2 separate regions of the Homo sapiens genome follow, and region 2 is linked to region 1. A link is a loop called in an ENCODE intact Hi-C map of the cell type or tissue named here. Cell type or tissue: Caco-2. All regions are shown on one strand. Links, peaks and the distances in the headings refer to the core of each region. The heading gives the core; the rest is flanking DNA.

What was found. Peaks named below come from ENCODE experiments on the same cell type or tissue, not always from the same donor. Only the 100,000 strongest peaks of a DNase experiment are listed, where the experiment ranks them.
Region 2: it touches region 1 in a loop (2.5-fold over the local background); 4 of 110 quality-filtered maps call a loop at or near these places.

The regions. Positions count from the first base shown.
Region 1 is chr1:235,646,713-235,657,602 of GRCh38, forward strand. It overlaps GNG4 (G protein subunit gamma 4), which reads right to left and starts at 3,072. Exons shown (of 4, transcript NM_001098722.2): 1 at 2,950-3,072. RefSeq lists enhancers at 1,277-1,571, 4,037-4,888 and a silencer at 2,937-3,046. In Caco-2, for the core only: no CTCF peak of the experiment used is centred there; DNase peaks (open chromatin) are centred at 2,389, 2,819, 3,819, 4,389 and 1 weaker place; H3K4me3 peaks cover 2,872 bases.
Region 2 is chr1:235,725,862-235,736,751 of GRCh38, forward strand. It overlaps LYST (lysosomal trafficking regulator), which reads right to left. Exons shown (of 53, transcript NM_000081.4): 32 at 8,622-8,798; 33 at 7,969-8,045; 34 at 7,642-7,830; 35 at 5,171-5,316; 36 at 4,986-5,082; 37 at 3,735-3,796; 38 at 2,215-2,270. Among named protein-coding and RNA genes, the nearest start is that of GNG4, 82 kb to the left of the region's middle. In Caco-2, for the core only: a CTCF peak has its summit at 5,969 (motif pointing left); a DNase peak (open chromatin) is centred at 5,950.

The sequences.
Region 1 (10,890 bases), core at 1,203-9,202:
ACCTGTCACTCTGTCTACCAATTTCCAGCAGGGAATCTGATTGCCCACCAGCCACCATTCAGTCTAACAAGAACTCCTTGGCAATTAGAGGAATTTGGAACGCTCCAGCAAGCTCACTGAACTGATCTCTTTTTAAGCACCCATTGTTTTCTCTGCAGTAATTTTTTTCTTTCAGCAGCTTTTCTAGCCCCTATTTCTTAACATTTCCTAAAATGAAAATTTCATTTGTGTTTTTACTTTTGATCATTTATTAACAGTCTTTGGCTTATTCTTTAGAGGTTTTTAACCAGCTTCTTTCAGTCTTTCGGTAGTATTACCCTGCAATCTCCTTTTCTTTCCTGATACCATTTAGCTTTTCTGACTTTCAATTAAAATATCCTTGCTATCCACTGTTGATAGGTTATTTATGTAGTACTTATACCTCTATTAAAGGAGTTAAATTTTGGTTTCTGGTTTTAAAAAAGAAACAATCTCTCTACCTGAATAATACAAGTCTCTATGCCTAAGTATATCTAGAATGAATAAAAATACCAAATTTTAAAAAAGGAAAACCAGCAAGATTAGATAGCAGTATATCCTTAAAAGGTGTTTCAAGAACAAAAATCAGGTAATATTTTAAAGTTACTACTTCAAAATTCCACGAAGAAAGGGGCAATCTTCTGACATACATTATTAGGCATTCTCCCCTCTCCAAGCAGAAACTGAGACAAACTAGGAAAAATGTGATAGTGAAATAAGTGAGATGCAGCTATAAATAAAAGAAGAAATTGTTGGGTACAGACCTTAGTCTTTGCTTTCTGCATAAGCAGTAGTTTTGTGGTAGGCGTGGGTTTGGGCGTGTAGGTCTTGGGGGAAGGAGCATTGTACACATTTTACAGTGTTCCTGCCCTCCTGAGACAGCTGTGGCTCTTGCTTCCCCAGGGGTCAGGGTCCATGTTCCCACCTCATGTTGTTTATTTATTTTGAGGCCAGAGTGCAGTGGCACCATCTCAGCTCACTGCAACCTCTGCCTCCCAGGTTCAAGTGATTCTCGTGCCTCAGCCTCCCAAGTAGCTGGGATTACAGGCGTGCACCACCACGCCCGCCTAATTTTTTGCATTTTTAGTAGATACGGGGTTTCACCACGTTGGCCAGGCCGGTATCGGACTCCTGACCTCAAGTGATCTGCCTGCCTCGGCCTCTGAAAGTGCTGGGATTACAGGCGATGTTCCCACCTGATGTTCTATCATTTCAAAGAATGCACTGAATATTGGGGGACTTCAGGGACTGTCACTTTTGCTTTAAAAACTGTAAAGTGAATCTAGGAAAAGCTTTTTTTTTTTCTGGTTTCTCCACCATCAGTTTGCATGAGAAACGCCAATCATAGGACTGCTGGGAATGGCCCCTTAGCTGTGCTGTTTCTGAGCCAGGCCTACATCCTCCACTGGCTTCCTTGGGCGAATTTTAAGGCCTATGAGCACTGGAGTTGTGCATGGAGGTGGGGGCCAACAGGAAGTCCATTGTCCTAAATAGTCATTTCAGCCTAACTAACCCCATGGTGAGGCTGCTCATTAACAGGCAAGGCATCACTGTAAACCTTGCATTTGCATTTACACCTACTATTTATTAAGTGCCACAGCCATCTCTTATCATGACCGGTCACTGAGCAAACCCTACATTTCAAAAACAATCCAGTTTATAGGTCCTCTGTCTGTTTCTCCGGGCTGGAAAAGGCTTTCCATTTATCAACTTAGTTGTCCCCCCAGTCGCCTCTTGCAGGGAACAGGGCCAGATCAGATGGCGGCTGGTTCCCCTCCCCCGCCTCATACAAAAATCAGGAAAAGGAGTTGCGGGAGGAATCGAGAAGCCGGCCGCAGAGCCCAGGTCCCCCATGGCTACTGTGAGGCATTCGCCGCTGCAAATTTCCTGTCCACTGTGGGAAGCGGCACACCTCACTCATGAGCAGACGACAGGACTGGCACGTTTTAATGGAGCACACGGGCGCAGCCTAGGCGGCCTTTTGCTCCGGCTGAGAGGCACGGGCCCGGTGCCAGCATTTGACAGTCCTGGGAGGCGACGGGTAGAGGAGAGACGCGGCAGCCGCGGGGCCGGGGAGACGGTGGGAGGCCCGGCGTCCATCATCCACTTTATTACTTGATCAAACTTTAACATTTTCGGGTTTCCTAACACCTTAGCCCCAAATACTCGAAATGAAGCAAATCTTAAATTAAGGAGTCTTTCCCCACCACGCTCTGTCCTCCTCCCCACTTCACCCTCCCGCCGTTTCGCGTTATTTCCAAGGCAATTTAAAAAATCAAGCCAAACAAAGCTCCCCGGTTGCTGCCGGGCGCGCGCGGCGAACGAAGCACATTTCAGTTCAGCACCAGCCTCGGGGACAGACGCCATCAAGGAGGTGAGGAAAACCACCCTCAGCTGCGGTGGCTCCAGCGTCACCCCGAGTGCTCCCGAGGCGGCGTCTGGGCTGCTGGGGAGCCAGGAGGGCTTCCTCAGGCACTCGCCAGAAACATTTCCCCAAAGAAAACGCCCAACCAGCCACGCCATCTCCTGCCACTGAGGTCCTTTTCCACGGGGGACGTCCCCGCTGGGAAAACAGCAAACGCTCTGTGACCTACAAATGGAAGAGGGGACCCCCGAGCCCCCGCCTGCCTCATGCCGGAGGGACCGGGCGCCCCCAGCCCCGGAAGCCCCTGGACGCGCTCCGAGGGGGCTGTCCACACCCGCGCGCGGGCTTCCCCGGGGCCCGGCGGGAGGTCCCGGGAGAGGAGGCCGAGGGAACCACAGGTCTTTGTGTCGCGTGCAGCAGCAGCTGGCGGCGTGAGGACCACACCGGCGCCAGAGCCGTCTCCCTAGGTCCGGAGACTTTCACCCCGAGTTTCCCTTCCGCGTCTGGCTGCACCGGGCTGGGCTCTCCCCGCGGACACCCGGGGCTCCGGCCGGGCGCCCACTTACCCGGAGCGGGATCACGCGCGGGCTTCGTCTGCAGCGCGGTGCTCGCGGGGGGCGGCCAGGCCGAGCGGCATCGCTCCGCATCGGGGCGCGGGCCGGGCTCGGGTGCAAACGCGCGCCTCGTGCCCCTCCCGCCGCCCGCGGGGTCTCCGCGTCCCGTCACCGGCCCCGCCCCGCGCCGCGCCTCCCGCCCTGCAGGGCCCGACCACGCGGGCCTGGGGGCGCAGGCGGACCCTCCCCCGGCCCTGGACGCTGGGGGCTTCTGCTCGGCCCCCTGTGCCGTGGGGGCCCAGACTGGGGAAGGGAGAGCCGGCGACTCTGCGACCCTCGCCCCCGTTCCACGCTGGCCGCGCCCACTCCGCCGCGGGGTCTCGCCCGGGAAATCCCGCCCGCTGCCACCGACGTCACTGCTGCGTCACCGGGGCTCCCGCGCTCCCCGCCCCCGCCCCCGCCCCAGCCCGGGCCCGCGCCCCCCGCCCGCTACTCGGGCCCACGCCCCCTGTCCCAGCAAAGGGCCGCGCCCCCGCCCCGCCCCCCCGGAGCCCGCGTGGCCGGGGGACCACTGGAGGGGTCTGTGGGGCGGGGCCGGGGGGTAAATCACTGGGGGGGGGTCTGGGGGGCGCGGCGGGGGGGAGATCACTGGAGGGATCTGCGGGGCGGGGCCGGGGGGGAAATCACCGGAGGGGTCTGGGGCGGGGCCGGGGTTGCTGGAGGGGTCTGGGGACGGGGCCGCGGTCAGCGCGGGCTCCCCGAAGCCTCAGGTACCGCCCTCGCTCGGGGTGAGCTCCAGCGCCTGGGCCGTTGGGGCGCGGGCCGCTTCCCACCCTGCACCAAGGGACGCCTCGGAAGCCTCCGGCCAAGGCGGGGAACGGCGGAGAAACGCGGAATACCTGTGCGAATTCGCGCGGCCGCGTCGCCACTAACCCGGCGAAGGCTGACCCGACGTTGCTGAGTGACGGGGACCAGGGGCCGGCGAGGCCCCCACTCCGGGGGGAGCGAGGCCGGGAGGGCGGAGGGCGCGTGCTGGAGGCGGGGGTGCCCTTCGCGCCCCGGTTCTAGGAGCGACTGCTCTCCAGGCCTCGTCCCTGTGGCACCGCAGGCTTTTGCGCTGGAGATTTTAAAACACTTTAGTGATTACAGCCCTCTTCCTTTCAGGGAAAAAACAGTTTAAGCGCCGTCCATTTTCCGACTTGGTAAAATAATACGAAACCTTGGGAATAGAGAAGCAACGAAAACATTTCACGCAGTGTTGGCAAGATTTGTAGAAAAGGAGGCCAATATTAATTCCCTTTGTGAAAACAACAACATAACATCATGATGAACGATTAGGAAATATTTCGGGAAGATCTGGGCGCCTCATCCTCATCCGCCGTCCACAAGCGGTCCCTGCCACAAAGGACACAGGGCGCGCTTGTTGCTCAGATCCCTGGCCCCACTGGTTGGACCTTGCCCTACACACACGTGTACCTTCTCGGAGCCCAAGGGCCAGATTGGATGCGAACGCGGAGATCACAAAGGCCCGTAAACACGGGGCCAGCAAACACATCGGTTTTTACAAAGCTCTCAAGTGCCCATTTAAGGCACAAAATTAAACCTTGGCAAACCGACGAAGCCAGTCCATGTCCACCTCACAGACTTTTAAAAGTGAGAAAGATATATGAGTACTGCATTGAAAATTCAAGCAAATCCAAACCCTAGCTCATTGTTTTCACCCCAAAATCTTATTTCTCCTGCATTTCCTGCCCACCTCCCGCCCCCGACTGGTTGGCTAAGGCAGAATCCTAGGTTTCCTTTTATCCCAAATCCCAATCTCAATTAATCAATCACAAGGGAAATCAGTGTCTACACTTTCAAGCGCATCATTTCCTTATTTTATCTTTCTAATTGTTACACTATCATTCAAGATAGGATCATGTCAGTTTTAAACAGGAGGAAGAGGTCAGTCAACAAGTGGTTCCAGAGTGGATCCCAAGACCAGTAGAATCAGCGTGTCACCTGGGAATCTTTTAGAGATGCAGACTCCCAGGCCCCACCCAGACCTAAGGAATCAGAAACTCTGGGGGTGGGGCCCAGCAACCTGTGATTCCCCAAACCCTCCAGGTAATTCTGATTCCGTTCATCTCTGGACATCACCCAGGATAGCTGCAGTAGTGTAAAGTCTGGCACCAGGACCCTGGGTATCAGTTTTCTTTCTTCTTATTTATTTATTTTTTTTGCGGAGTGGGAGGGAGTCTCGCTCTGTCGCCCAGGCTGGAGTGCAGTGGCGCGATCTCGGCTCACTACAACCTCCTCCTCCTGGGTTCAAGCGATTCTCCTGCCTCAGCCTCCAGAGTAGCTGGGACTACAGGCGTACGCCACCATGCCCAGCTAATTTTTGTATTTTTGGTAGAGATGGGGTTTCACCGTGTTGGCCAGGATAGTCTCGATCTCTTGACCTCATGAGCTGCCCTCCTCGGCCTCCCAAGGTTTTTCTTCTTTATTCCTAGTCATATCCTTTGTTCTGAAGTCTTCTTTGTTTATATCTATATAACCACTGCAGATTTCTTACTATTAGTGTTTGCATGATATGTGTTTATATCCTTTTAATTTTTAAATCTATCTGTATCTTTTTTTTTTTTTTTTTTTTTTGAGACAGACTCTCGCTCTTGTCGCCCAGGCTGGAGTGCAATGGTGCCATCTCAGCTTACTGCAACCTCCGCCTCCCAGGTTCAAGTGATTCTCCTGCCTCAGCCTCCTGAGCAGCTGGGATTACAGGCGTCCACCACCACACCCAGCTAATTTTTGCCTTTTTAGTAGAGACCGGATTTCAACTTGTTGTCCAGGCTGGTCTCAGACTCCTGACCTCGGGTGATCCTCCCACCTCGGCCTCCCAAAGTGCTGCGATTACAGTCGTGAGTCACCACGCCCGGCCTGTATCTTTGTTCTTAAAAGTGGGATTCTCCATCTTCGTAGGCAGCACAGAGCTGGATCTGCTTTTAAAATTCAGCTTGACGATCTGTCAGCTTGACAACTAATAGTAAAAAATCCGCAGTGGTTATATAGATAAAAACAAAGAAGACTTCAGAACAAAGAATATGACTAGGGATAAAGAAGGAAAACCTTGGGAGGTCGAGGCGGGAGGATCATGAGGTCAAGAGATCGAGACTATCCTGGTCAACATGGTGAAACCCCATCTCTACTTTTAATTGGAATGTTTAGTTCATTTACTTCTTATGTAATTATCATGTGGTTGGGTTTAAAACTACCAACTTGCTATTTGTTTTCTGTTTGTCCTATTCTTCATTCCTTTTTTCCTGCCTGAGTATACTTTAGTATTCCATTTTATCTCAAGTATTGACCTTCATTTTCCTCCTCTTTCTTTGTTCTAGGGTTTATAAAATGCATCTTTAATTTACCGTCGACTACCTTCAAATAACATCATGCCACTTCTTCTTCACTATTAGATTCTTTATAGTGTGTGCTTCCATTCCCCCTCTTCCATCCTTTGTATTATTTTTGTTATATCTCCCTTTTACATAGGTAATAACCCCACAGAACATTATTTTACTTTAAGCTGTCAATTTTCTTTTGAAACATTTAGAAATGATTTTGAAAAATCTTTTATCATTTCTGATGCTCTTCATTTATTTGTGAAGATCCAGATTTCTATCTGATATCATTTCCTTCTGCCTGTAGAACATTTTTTAACCTTCTTTTGGTAATACAGATTGGCTGGTGATTGTCTGTTTTTGTTTTTCTGAATATAAGTATTTTGCCTTTGTTTTTGGAGGATTTTTTTTTTAGATTGACATCTTGAAGAAGTTTAAAGATATCATTCACTGTGCTTGCATACTTTCTCTGAAGAAATCTCCAGGCTAGGCACAGTGGCTCACGCCGGTAATCCCAGCACTTTGGGAGGCCGAGGTGGGTGGATCACCTGAGGTCAGGAGTTCGAGACCAGCCTGGCCAACATGGTGAAACCACATCTTTACTAAAAAATACAAAAAATTAGCTGAGCGTGTTTGTGGGCGCCTGTAATCCCAGCTACTCGGGAGGCTGAGGCAGGAGAATCACTTGAACCCAAGAGGCAGAGGTTGCAGTGAGCTGAGATCACACCACTGCACTCCAGCCTGGGCAACAAGAGTGAGACTCTGTCTCAAAAAAAAAAAAAAAAAAAAAAAAAAAGGAAAAGAAAAAGAAAAAAAAAAAAAAGAAATCTGCAGATCTTTATCCTTTTCCTGGATATGTAATGCGTCTCTTTTTCTATGGCTGATTGTCAAGTTTTCTATCACTGGTTTTCAACAGTGTGATTATGATGTGCCTTGATGTGGTTTTCTTTGTGTTTATGCTGCTTGGTGTTCATTGGATTTCTTGGATCTGTAGGTTTACAATTTTTATCAAAATATATCAAATTAAAAATTTTTCACCCATTATCTTGCTCTTCTCCTTCTGGGACTCCAATCACAGATATGATAGACCATTTGATATTGTGCCATAAGTGCACCACCACACCCAGCTAATTTTTGTATTTCTAGTAGATGCTGTGTTCTTTTAAAGAATAGGGACTTTGTTTTGGAAGGTGGTTATTTACAGATGTTCGATCCTTTTGATGGTTGTCTTAAAGGCTCGTAGCCATTATTATAGGATTAGTTTATTCTAGGACTAGTTTAGCCTTCCTACTAGGGTGTGACTCTTCTGGGGTCGCAGTTGAATGCCTGTGTGTTCAGTGAACTCTTCCCCTTTGGTGGGTTGGAACTCAGATGTATCCGAATCCCCTGTGAGCTCCGAGAATTGTTCAGCTTACAGCTGCCTGTACATTCTTTGCTCAGACCCATGGAGCTTTGTGTTATGCACATACAGCTTAGTATTCAGCCAGAGCCTCCATTGGACCCACAGGCATTACCCTGTAAGTGAAGATAATCAAGGGTGGGCTTCGTTTTTGTGAAAGACATTATCCAAAGACAAAGAAAAGCAACCAGGACTTGGTGGTTTATTTGGGTTTGGAAAGTTTTCCTAAAAACTATTAAGAAAAGAAACAATGAGACATAGTATCTGTCCATCCGGCCTGTGATGCTTGCTTCCTTTCTTCCTTCGTTTCTTCCAAGTATGTACCTAATCTACCCTATTCCAATGACACTGTACGTTGCTCAAAACATTTAAAAAATTCCTCTTTTGGAATTACTTGCAGAATCACGATTTTTTTTCAGTACCTTGTAACTATAACTTGTTTTTGACTAAAATAGTTCTAGTTTTCAGATTCAGCTGTGATGATTTCTGTTTTCAATCTGGATCTCTTCATTGCTGGGCAGCAACCTACTGTATGGTACTCTGTGCCACAAATTCTGGTTTCTCAGCCTCCCCCAAACTCTGGTCTCCATTTCCTCATCTCAGCGTGATTTCTGTACTCTTCTTTGGATCTCCTTCTGCACTGTAGCTACCTTTTAAGTACAGAAAACCAAGACAACAATAAGATTTACTCAGTTCATTTCCCTTCCTTCAGGCATCATATCTTGTGCTGTCTGCTTTCCACACTGAAAATCATTGCCTCATAGATCATCTCGTTTCCCAGTTGTTTTTGATAGCGGGGTAAGTCTGATCTCAGTTTTCCCCAAGTGGACAGAGGCAGAAGTTCCCATTATAGTTTAACCCTCATTTCCCCCCATCCCCTCTTCCACCTCTGTCTCTGACACACTGAGCACTTCCACTCCCTGTCTTCTTATACCTTTGAGTCTTGGTTTCCTTCTACCTTGGCCCAAATCTGGTAAATTTTTGTCTTCAAGATTTATATTTATATATATATATATATATATATATATATATATATATGTTTTTCTTTTTTTTTGAGACAGAGTTTCACTCTTGTTGCCCAGGCTGGAGTGCAATGGTGTGATCTTGGCTCACCACAACGTCTGCTTCCCGGGTTCAAGCGATTCTCCTGCCTCAGCCTCCCGAGTAGCTGGGATTACAGGCATGTGCCACCACGCCCAGCTAAATTTTGTATTTTTAGTAGAGATGGGGTTTCTCCACATTGGTCAGGCTGGTGTCGAACTCCCGACCTCAGGTGATCCACCTGCCTCGGCCTCCCAAAGTGCTGGGATTACAGGCATGAGCCACCATGCCTGGCCAAGATTTTCCTATCTCTTTAATATCTTTGGGAAACCTAATCTGACTGCTCCCCACTTCCCATTTGAGTCACCTTGATATGTAGATGCTTCTATTATAAAAGTTACTTGGTTGTGTCACAGTTCTCTTTTTACATTTCCTTTCTCATCGAGTTCTTTTGAGAGCAGATTCTCTGTCATAAATCTTTGTATCTGGTATGTTGTAGAAGCCCAAAAATGTTAAAAGAATGAGCAACCATGCTCTATGTTTAATGGGACATCAAGAAAAACCATGTACTCATTGATTTGCTTAAATTTAAATTTTTTTTAAAGATTTGGCAAAGGTAGTTTGGTGTATGAGTGGCCTCACTTAGGAAGGAAATTACTAAAAGAACAGCGTTAGCTTTTGAATGTTATTCCTCGATAAAAAGTTCCCAAGCATCAACTGATAACAGGATAATAAAAACTGCAAAATATTGTCTAATATGGAGCGATTTACTGCATAGAGAAAATATAAGGATTACCAGATTGAAAGAGAGACAGGTTGCTTCTGGCACAATTTGTCCCTGAATGATAATGAAACTGTTGGTCTTAAATAGGGCTCTAAATAAGCCTTTTTCAGTGGATCTAAAAGGAGCTTTTGTCGTTTCTGACAGGACATGTGTACACAACTCTTGTCACTTTTATGCTTGTTTTAATATTTGTATAAGAACTATCCCGAGATAAATAAGGAAGAACTGTAATCTACTAAAACGGAGGACAAGAAAAGAGTTAAGAGACCCTTTAGGGGAGTCAAATAAGTTCACTCCAAGGAAAGTGTGTAAGTGAAGATAATCTAGTGTGGGCTTCATTTTTGTGAAAGACGTTATCCAAACACAAAGAAAAGCAAGCAGGACTTGGTAGTTTATTTGGGGTTGGGAAGTTTTTTTAAAAATGATCAAGAAGGACGGGCACGGTGGCTCATGCCTCTATCCCAGCACTTTGGGAGGCCAAGGCGGGCAGATCACCTGAGGTCAGAAGTTCGAGACCAGCCTGACCCATATGGTGAAACCCTATCTCTACTAAAAATACAAAAATTATCCAGGCATGGTGGCACGCACCTGTAATCCCAGCTACTTGGGAGGCTGAGGCAGGAGAATCTCTTGAACCCGGGAGGTGGAGGTTGCAGTGAGCCAAGATCACGCCACTGCACTCCAGGCTGGGCAACAGAGCAAGACTCTGTCTGAAACAAACAAACAAACAAACAAACAAAAAATCAAGAAAAGAAACAGTAAGACATGGTACCTGTCCGTCCGTCCTGTGACGCTTGCTTGCTTTCTTCCTTCGTTTCTCCCAAGTACCTAATCTACCCTACTCCAGTGATACTATGCATTGCTCAAAATCTTAAAAAAATTCCTCTTTTGGAATTACTTGCAGAATCACACATTTTTTTTCAGTACCTCGTAACTGTAACTTGTTTGTGACGAAAACAGTTCTATTTCTCAGATTCAGCTCTGATGATTTTTGTTTTCGAAACTCATAGATGTTCACAAGAGAAAGATTGTCCAACACAAAGTATATACCGAATAATTGGTTGTAATAACTGAGGAAATTTAAAGTTCAGGAGAACACAGTGGCAGAGACTACCAGTTAAACATAAAGCAGTGAGCAGCACCACTGAGCACATGTATCCGTGAGGCGGGGCTGAAGCTGGCTTTGAAATGCCTGCAGCAGGGAACAGAGAACAAACAATGCTTGGGTCTAAAAATGCACATGGTGGAAAGGGTGGTGGAAACAGCTGTTCTTCTAGTCTCCACCTCAGGCTGTGAGACCTTTTACCTCCTAACCCTGTTCTCCAGACCGTTGTAGAAAATAAAATAGCATG
Region 2 (10,890 bases), core at 1,354-9,353, 79 kb after region 1:
AAATCCCCACATTCTGAAATGAAGAGGTAGGGACCACAGGGCCTACACATCCTACCATCACTAGGTCCCTCCCAAAGTACAAAATCAAGAAAAACTTAAAAAAAATGCATCTTAATCTTTTGTAAATTGTAACTGAATACATAAATTATGCTACTTAATGCTTTTAATAGAGAAATAATGAAAAGTTTCTACTAAAGTTTAAAACTAGCTAGAATTTATCTCCTCAAATCAACCTGCATCCTAGTTTTCTTTTTTAAATCAGTTTTTTTCCTTTTAAAAAAATTGCATTTACTTACTCTTCTGTGTTGACTAACAGGAAGCTCAGAGCAAATTTAGGACTCAATTGCCAAGAACTATTTTATCCTAGGCTCTTTATCTTTCCAAAACCTTAATTTTTTTTTTTAGATTCAGATTATCCTACTCTATGTGTGTTTTACTATTGTTCTTGGTCCAAAATAATTTTTATAAGTAGAGGCAGGGAATATATTATGAATAAAATAAAATGTCTTAATGAAAATGTAATATTTTCATACTTAAAACTGAATTCTTCCTTTGTTTAGTTTCAACATTCATTCAACATATATTAATTAACATCTATGCGCAAGGTACTCTGCTAAGTGCTCTGCATGAAATACATCTGTATGGGTCAAAAAGGGGGCATGAAATATTTGTACACACATTTGCACACACAACGCAAGATACCAAATGTTATATAAGAAGAACCAACATTACAAAAGTACATAGGAAAGAAGGATCTTTCAATCTATTGAGAAGCAAGGGCATTTTTAGATTTGAAAAAAAAATTTTCCTCTTTATTTAAATATAAAACACATTTATAGCATGCAAGTTGACTTAAAATTAAATGGTGTCTTCCCAGACCAAGTATTTGTGAATGTATCCTCAAGCACTGAAAATAAACCAACATATTCGACAGATGGACTCAGACTCTTCTGTCACCTCATGTCAAATGGAGTTAAACACAAATTGAGTAGAATTTTTAAGGGGAAAAACTGTCATCTTTTGGACATACAAAAAAGTTGTCTCATACATCAACTATTAAATTCCTTGGCTGATAAAAGGATCCATCTTGAAAAATAACATAACTATATTTTACTATCTGGGACATACCCTGTGGTAATTGCTATATAAATGAGAAAAGAATGCTGTTCATATTTCTGACTACTTTAAATACTTTCATGACTTTTTTTTTACATTTATTTTATAACCAAACTTCATGTTTTCACTCACTACTTTCTTTCTTTCTTTTTTTTTTTTTTTTGAGACAGAGTCTCGCTCTGTTGCCCAGGCTGGAGTGCAGTGGTGTGATCTCGGCTCACTGTAACCTCCGCCTCCTGGGTTCAAGCGATTCGCCTGCCTCAGCCTCCCGAGTAGCTGGGATTATAGGCGCCACCACCACAACTGGCTAATTTTTTTGTATTTTTAGTAGAGATAGGGTTTCACCATGTTGGCCAGGCTGGTCTCAAACTCCTGACCTCAGGTGATCCACTCACCTCAGCTTCCCAAAGTGCTGGGATTACAGGCGTGAGCCACTGCACCCAGCCTAATTTATTTAAAATAAAATATATATTAGTAATTAAACCACACATAATCTCATTTAGTATATCCTTAGGAATTCCCGGCTTTAGAACTTTTCTGAAACAAAAAGCTTATTTCTCCTATTACAGGAATCTCAAAAAATATTTTAATGGCATAAAAGATAATTCAAATAAAAAGCTTTATTATACAAAAAATATGTCTATTTTCTGATTAATATCAGTCTGTCTAGAATAATAACAATTATCATTATTAAGCTATGTGAATATCAGAATTACTTAAGTTATTCAATTATTTAATATTTTTCCTTTCTTTCTGAAGGCAAAGGTACTTGATAGTGAACTGGGAGTGGCAAGGAATAGATATTTGTTGCAACGGAGGACAGTAATAAGAAGGAATGAACATAAATTGATATAATAGGAGCATTTAGAATATGACTTATATTAACTGCTATGATACTTGGGCCATAAGCCAGAGGAGATGGTACAGTCTTCTTTTTAAAATTATATTTAAAAAAATGTTTGGAACTCAGACCAATCTATACATAGAGTGACAAAGAATGAACTCTAATAGTTCTTCCTTCTCTCTAGTTATACTGAATTGATACATTTTTGGAATCTGTCTAGATTTATGTAAATACAGACTTAAGCCTCTACTCACCGAACTTTCAACTGTATCAGAAGCATTATCTTCCACAAAATACATTCCACATTTACCTGCAGAAAGTAATTGGATATAAGGGTTTTAAAATGTATGTGCACACTACCATTCATGGTTTAATGCATGGTCTCTGGAGTCCTTTGGTCTGAATTTGAATCTCACTACCTCGACACAGTTCCTGGCACTCAATAAATATTTTTGAATAGTATCCATGAAGTCTTGGGCAAGTTGCTTTACCTCTTTGTGTCTTAATTTCTTTATTAAAAAAAAAGGTTGCAGGGAGCTCTATTTCACAGAGCTACTATGGAAATTAAATTAGAATATATGCAAAATGCATATGTGCTCAGTGCTAAATAAATGTTGGCTATTTATTATTACCATTATTCTTACATTACTAGCATATAGATTTGCTTTATTTTGTTCCACACTAATTGAAGTCAAGTGGTAAACCAAATTATCTAGCCAAAGGGAAATCCTTAATTATTTTGCAGACTGAGACACTCAATAGGGTAGAGTAGGCCCTAAACATAGCCTCCAACTTTTTCCTGTTTCATAGGCTGGCTGTTGCTAACCCATGTCCCTACATCGTGTTTTAAAATGTTGGGAACTTCTCTGAGGTTCCGCCCCCTGCATGCTCATCACCCTCGAGTAGTGAAGTAGTGAAGTAGTGAAGTAGTGGCATGGCTAGCTCAGAGAAGGGTACTATCTCCATCCTTGTGACGGTGGGGCTCAGTCCCAGCAGGCTTGAAGCTCCATATCTTGGACCTTGGAGGCTATAGCTTACAACATTCATTCTCGAATTTGAAGGTACATCAAATCACTGGAGGGCTCATCAGAACATAGACTGCTGGGCCCCACCCTCAGAATTTCAGATTCATCAAGTCTGGACTGAGGCGTGAGAATGTGCAATTCTAAGAAGCTCCCATGAGATGCTGATGCTACTAATTCAGGGTTCTCACACTTGGAGAACCTAGCCTACAGCATACAGATTGATTCTTTAAGGGAATAGAGATCAAGTGGTATAATTGTTTTCCTTCATATTTTGAGAATAAAATTTTCAAACAAATATAACTATATAGGTATCTATGGACTAACAATCTTGTCCTTTCTCTCAGAAGCACAATAGAGAATATAAATTATGGACAATCTTAAAATAGACATATTTCTTATGGACAGTTATATCTGATAAAATAGTAGGTAAGATATCAACAATTTTTCACTTTAAAAAATCTAAATTGGCATATAATAAAAGAAATGGTTAAATATAAATTTGCATATCATGAAGAAACAATTTTATAAAAACTAAAATGCTATTCATGTGCTTTTCAGAACACAAGATATCATTTCTTCACATTCATGACTCATATGCAATTACATATAATGTTAAGGCAAATTAGCCTATATGATACTACAGAAAGTTTATCCAATTTAATGGCATGCTGTCAAAAAACACTTTAAATAATCTAAGAATCAAATAAGGCAGGGTGAATATGTGCAAAATTCTTCAAAATTTGACTTACCTAGTAACAATTCACCAGCTGTCTCTCTAGATGGTGCAACACTGATGCATCTTCGATTCACTCTGTCAAAACATATTTAAAATTACTATGACTAAATGTTCTGACCAATTTCAGAGAGGATATGCTTTATTTTACCTAGTAAAAGATTTCTGCAAAGCAGACTAGATAGAGTTCCAATAGCATGAGGTATCTTGTCGAAACCCACATGAAAATATTAGCTCCTTTTTAGCATTCTATTAGAAGAGAAATGACTGAAACGCCTAGAAAAGGCTAATAATCCCTATAACCTGTAGACAGAATATAGAAATTAAGTTATTTAAAAGAGATATCAATATTTTATATTTTCTAATAAATAAGCAAACATTGTTTCATGCCTCTGATACTTCAGATACATTTTTTGTGTGTGCTCTATTTATTTTTGTATTATTATTTTGTATTATTTATTTGTTATATACTATTATTGTATTATTTACATTATTATGAAGGTAATTTATCAAATACATTTTTAAAAAAGCCTAGTATTCTAGGAAAAACAGAGGATTTGGAATCAGAAAGTTCCTTTGTGTTCTTAGCCAATTATCTTCTTTGTGTCTCAGTTTTTCATCTATGAAATGGGTATAATAACAACCACAATAACTGCAATGATAATACTATCAATAGTTAATATATAATAACATACTTAATACTCAACAACGCTATGATACCTATTATTATTTCTTCATTTAATAGATGAGGTAACTGAGACAGAGAGGTTAGGTAACTTGCCTAAGATTAAAGAGCTAGTAAGAGCAGGAACTGGAATCTAAACCTTTAATCACTACGTTATATTGCTGCTTGATGATACCACCAGCAGCTCTATCTATATTAATAGATAGAGATGTTAAACAGTCAATTACAAAATATGTGTGTGTATACATATATATGGGTATATATATATGTACCCATATATGTGTATATATATACATATTTATATGTGTGTGTGTGTGTGTGTGTGTGTGTGTGTGTGTGTGTGTGTGTGTATATGTAAACTAACAAGGGCCAGAACATGATGACTGAAATCCCATGAACTCTTGCTGTCAGAAATGTCATTTCCTTTTGGATTTTGGCCATATAACCTTGTCCTCCCTTGAGCCTTTCCTGTTTAGGATTTTTCTGAAAATGATGGCATTATATAAAATAAATATTACATAAACACTACAATAAGCTGTTGTATATTCATGAAAGAGTGAAGGTCTATTGATTCAAAGTTACCTTATAGATTCACTTGCAGCTTTGTCTTTGACAGTAGAAGAGAAAGAAGAATGAGTTTTGTCTTCAAACAGGTAAGAGAGTGGTGGTTTGACAACATCTGTTGAGGAGAAAAGTAAATATTATCTTTATCTAATGACCATAGTTCTCTGCTATATTTATATGTTGAGTCAAGAAGCCACTATTACCTTCTGATTTCTGTCTATCCCTAAGGAGATACTTATTTGGAATAGTTAAATAACATCTCTGTAAACGTCTCCTCTCTCGATTTGGCCCTTCTGTTGGATCCAACTGCCATGAGGTTGGATAGTAGATGGGGTCATACCATACTGCTCTGCAAGTAAAAAGATTAAAGGGTGTTTTAAGTGACCATCCAGGACTTGTAGCTATAAAAAAAATCATTATAGAGATTGAGTAAGTAAGTCACAACTGATCTGTTAATTTAAAAACTCCAAATGTTTATATATTTGATCAGGGAATGCATATACAAGTAGAAGTAATAAAATCTAAGTGTCTTTTTGCTCCTGAATCCCAGTCTCCCAGTTCCTCGCCTGAAGGCAAGCTCTGCTTCCAGTTTCTTTCAACTATTAAATTTTTTAAAAGATATGTAATGACTACTATGAACACTTTAGCAACATAATACAACATGCTGGATTTAATATGGTTAGGTAAATTTTTTTTCCAAATTAATTTTTTACATTTCCCATTTTGCATTTTTTTTTTTTTTTTTTTTGAGACAGAGTCTGGCTGTGTCGCCCAGGCTGGAGTGCAGTGGCGTGATCTTGGCTCACTGTAATTTCTGCCTCCCGGGCTCAAGCGATTCTCCTGCCTCAGCCTCCCAAGTAGCTGGGATTACAGGCTCCCACCACACCTGGCTAATTTTTGTATTTTTTTAGTAGAGATGGGGTTTCATCATGTCGGCCAGGCTTGTCTCAAACTCCTAGCCTCAAGTGATCCACCCACCTGGGCCTCCCAAAGTGTTGGGATTACAGGCGTGAGCGCCCTCACCTGGCCTCATTTTGCCTACTCTCTAATGAAACAAATAAAATCAATTTCTTTCTGTGGTATGAATCACATTTTTAAAAAGATTTTAAAATAAATTTTATCTTAGATGAAATAAGACAGGAAAAACATATTAAGTACATTTTTAGAAATAAATAAGAGAAAAAAATACCCTTATTCATACCCTAAACATACCAAAATACTGGTAGCGGTTGTTGTCTTTTTTTTTTAAAACGTGCATCTGTTTTTAATTTGTAGTTATGATCATTATGATCATTTTTCTATAACTTGCCTTATTTTACTGAAACAGTATTATCTTTATCTCATCATTTTGAATGGCTGCCCAATAAAGAGGTAGATGCATTGTAATGTATTTAACCATATTACGGTTTATAACTTGTTTCTAATTCATTCACTAGCATAAATAATGCAGAGATGAAAACTTTTATGTTTACTTTCTTTTTCTTTTTCTTTTTTGACAGGGTCTCATTCTGTTGCCCAGGCCAGAGTGCAGTGGCATGTTCATAGCTCACTGTAGCCTTGAACTCCTGGGCTCAAGTGATCCTCCCGCCTCAGCCTCCCAAAGTACTAGACTACAGGTGTGAGCCACTGTGCCTGGCCTGCCTTCCATATTTCGAATATTTTCCTTAGGATAGAATCACTAAAATAGGATAACTGAAGCTAGAAGTAAAATGTTTTTAGGATGATTAATACATATTGTCAAAATGTACAATGCCACCAAAGTTCTGAGTAAGGACAGCTAATATCCTGCGGTGAATATTAGCAGCCAAAATTTTTGTTAACATAAAAAGTAAAATGTGGTATCTAGAGGTTCTAGAAAACCAAATTAGCCTCTAGCAATATTGAATATTTTCCCGTGTGTTTGGTAATTCATTTGTCTTATGTGAGGAATGTGTTCATGCCTTTTGCTCATTCAAACTTCTGGGATCATAATATTTTACTTTAGAATCTGTGTAAGTTTTTCAAACAATAAAAATAACTTTATTTGCTGAAAATATATTTCCAGGCTTTTTTGTTCTTGTTATGGTTGTTAAATACACTGGAAAAAATTAAGGTTAAAATCCATTGATTTATTTGCAGTTTCTTCTATTGCATTTGAGCTTAGAAAGTCATCTATCCTTCAAAGAGTTGACAAATATCCTATTATCTTCTACTTTATAAACTTTTCGAGTAATTCTTTTATCCATATGGAATTTACTTTAGTGTCTAATGTTTAGTGTATTTTAGTACACCAAAGTCACATGAATAAGTTATCTTAACTAAATTTAGAGAATAATACCTTGATTTCCCGCTTTTTGTTATTTGTAATACATATTTTAAATTAGTTAGAAAAATATATTTTTCTCAACCATCCTGTTTCAGTGATTTCTCTATTCTTTTACAGACCATATTTTAAAATTAAGCTAATTTTACTATCTAGATGAGCTACTGCCCCCCTCATTACTTTTCTTCCTCAAGAATTAAAAAAAACTCATATGATTATTCTTTAAGATGAAAAAAACATCACAAATGATTAAACAAAAAATTGTTTAATGAAATGATTTTATGAGTCTGAATTCCGGAATACAAATTCCGTTTAACATCAATATCTTAAATCTTCATGGAAGACAATTTTAACTGACCTCCCGCAGCTTACCTATCATGTGTCAGCTGCTGAATAAGTTCCTGCCAATGTCTGCTGGCACTCAAATCTACTTTATACATTCCTCTAATATGCTGGATCACCTTTTTTCTCTCATTTCCTTGGGAGAGAGACACTGCCTGGGTGATATCTGCAGCTATTTTAGATATATCCTTTGATTTTGAATCCAGACGCTGAAAGAGACTAAACAAATAATAAGATTGTCCATAGTTAAGCATACATGGAACGTATTTATCAGAACATGATACTTTAAAACTAAAAGTATATGTGAAATCTAATGGATTCCTAAAATACATGCCTTTGGAACATATAAAATCTTACCTTTGTTGATTATTGTTAACTGTTTTCTGCCAAGCAGCTTTATTCACTCCTTCTTCAGTTTCATATTTCTTTTGTTCCTAGAAGATTTAGATAATAATATACTATATAAAATTTATTATTTCTCACCTAACATTGTCACAGAGCCCAACAAACTAATTTTAAAACCCAGTTAACAAAGGAAAAACAATTGTCCCTAGGAGACCAGAATATTAAAATAAATGAACCATCTAAACAATGTTATAATGTTATAATTCTGTGTCTATATAATTTAGGTCACATAAGTTAGAGTAGAATGGTTAACCAGGGTTGCTAAACCTGATGAGTTTACATAGTTGCTTGCCTCCTTACTCTGCTTTTTCATTAAAGAACCTCTAACTCAAGGTATGCTTCAGCTTGCTTGTCACTTTAAAAATCTTTCCTTCACTGAAGGCTACTGATAATGGATACTGATGACCACAGAGAACAAAATGCTCCTTAAAATAAGCCTATTTTTTCTCACATAGACAAAAGCAATATAGTATATAGGAAAAATAAAATAAAATAATCATTTCAAGTTCATCATCAATGATAGCCTGTTCTTAAAAAAGTAGTGTCAATCATTCTTTATCTATGATGGAATCTCCTAAGAAAGTACTATGGTTTCATTGACTCACCTCTTTGATCATTTTAATAAGGTCTGCTTTTGTTGATGCACTGGGAGGGATGCACTTGTGACCACATAACTTCAAAGCATTCATAAGCAGTTCTGCTGTGCCTAGCTCTTCTTCAGTCAATTCACCTTGGTGATTATGTATCAACTCTGACAAATACAAAACTAACTTGGCTCCATGCTTTAAAAAAAGTAATAATTTTTTAGTCATTTAGAATTTTAATTCTTACATTTAAATTACTTAGTAGTAATTAAATTATATTGCTAGATTTATTTGGTTGCATCTGATTTAAATAAAGCACCTACAAAAGACATTCTGAGGATAAGTACAGAAATCTGATTATGCACTGAGTATTTGATGACAGAGGATTAATGCTAATTTTGTTAGATGTAATAATGTTATGTTACATAGGAAAACATTTAAAAAAAAGAATTTAGAGGTAAAATATCATAATTTCTATATATATGTTAAAATAGTTCAGAAAAAGAAGAAATGATGTCAATATAATAAAAATAGTAACAACTGTTAAATCTAGGTGATGGTTCCATGGTATTTATTACGCTATTCTTTCTAGTCTCTGTATGTTTGAAATTTTTTCATATAAAATATATTTTAAAAAGCAAGCAAACTAGCCAGCTAGCTTTTGGGGAAAGAATTTTGGAAAGGACTTGCTAAAGGAATACAGGAAAGAAACTGGGATAAAGGAAGATAATTTTTAGTTTTTCTCACAGAAAAACTGAACTAGAAGGGAAAGCTTCCTTTAGACCTTAAAACTTACTGACTCTTCTTCCTTTGGTGAAATTTCTGGAACTAAAACCTATCTTTAGTTTGTAAGCATTCACTACTCCCTAGAACAAAAGGTGAAAAACTCGCAAACCCCACGCAGACAATTCTATGTATGTATCCATGGCAGAGTTGTTTTAGCCAATCTTTTATTAACAGGCCCTAAAACCAAAATTCACAGTGTTACTTAAGATAATGACAATTGGCCTTTGCAGCACAGACCTAAACCAAACGTTCATTCACGGTTTTTTAAGTGGCCCTTACATGCTGTAGATATTACACCTGATTCTACTGTGTACAGTATGTATTATTTAGACAATAATGTTGCCAACAAGTTAAACATATATATTTTACTTTAAAAATCAGCATTGACACAAATATCACTGTATTTAGTTTTATGACATTTTAAACTGTGAATAGTATTAAATGTCAGCAAATGGATCTGGAAATGATTACATTTTGGGTGATATTTAAATTAACATGCTGAATCACATCGTGTCATTTCCCAAAAGCAAAAGATGAACATATGCAATGGTGAAAATAGTACAGCTCATTTTAATGCAACATTTTAAATTAGTCAGAGACAGCTGCTACCTGACCAAAAGAGAAAAATGAACAGAAGCTCTGTGAGTAAAAGGCCTAAAGAGTTGGCAAATAAATAAAAACGGTACATGACTAAAAGACTTTCCTAAGTGTGTCTTAAAGGTAATGATCTTGATATAACTTTAAAAATATTTCAGTTTGGTATTCAATGACATTCAAAAATTATCTTGAAAAACTATCAGAAATGTTTTTATTCATTGTGAATATCAAAGGAAACACATGATTTTCTTAAACGCTTAAGTTGTTTCTAATATCTCATTTTAATACCCTCTGATCACTTACTGATGATCATTTCAGGGACTATAAAAGGTGTCACTGGGAATAGATAACAAAAAACTCTTATTTTCAGCCCTTAAAAAACTGATTTAAGGAATTGAATCTGTTAAACATGAATCCTTAGAAAATAATAAAGTGCTAAAATATGTAAAATATTTCTTTTCAAAGAAGGTTCTAAGAAGGAAGAGTTCTGAGTAGACTACAGAAAGGGAGAAAGGTTTTAAAGAAGGTATAGAGTGATCTGGGTCATGGCCAAATGAATGGATAGAATGAGGATATAGATAGACAAAGGAGAGAGAGGTGTTCTGTGCTGGTGGACAATATGAATAAAACAGCATGACTGTAAAAATAAACAGGATGTGAAGAGGTTGCAAGACACAAAGATATGATTATCTTGAAAAGAAGAGGGTCAGCAGGCTGGAGAGTTAATCAGAATCAAGTTGTAATGGCAAAGAAGTCTGGGGCTTAAAAAATCCAGGCACATTCCAAATGAAATACAAATTAAATGTATGCAGCTGTGAAAAGGCATAAAGAAGATCACTCTGTACTACTATGTAATAATGATCTCTAGGATATACTAAGTGAAGAAAGTAAGGTGCAGAAGAGTGTG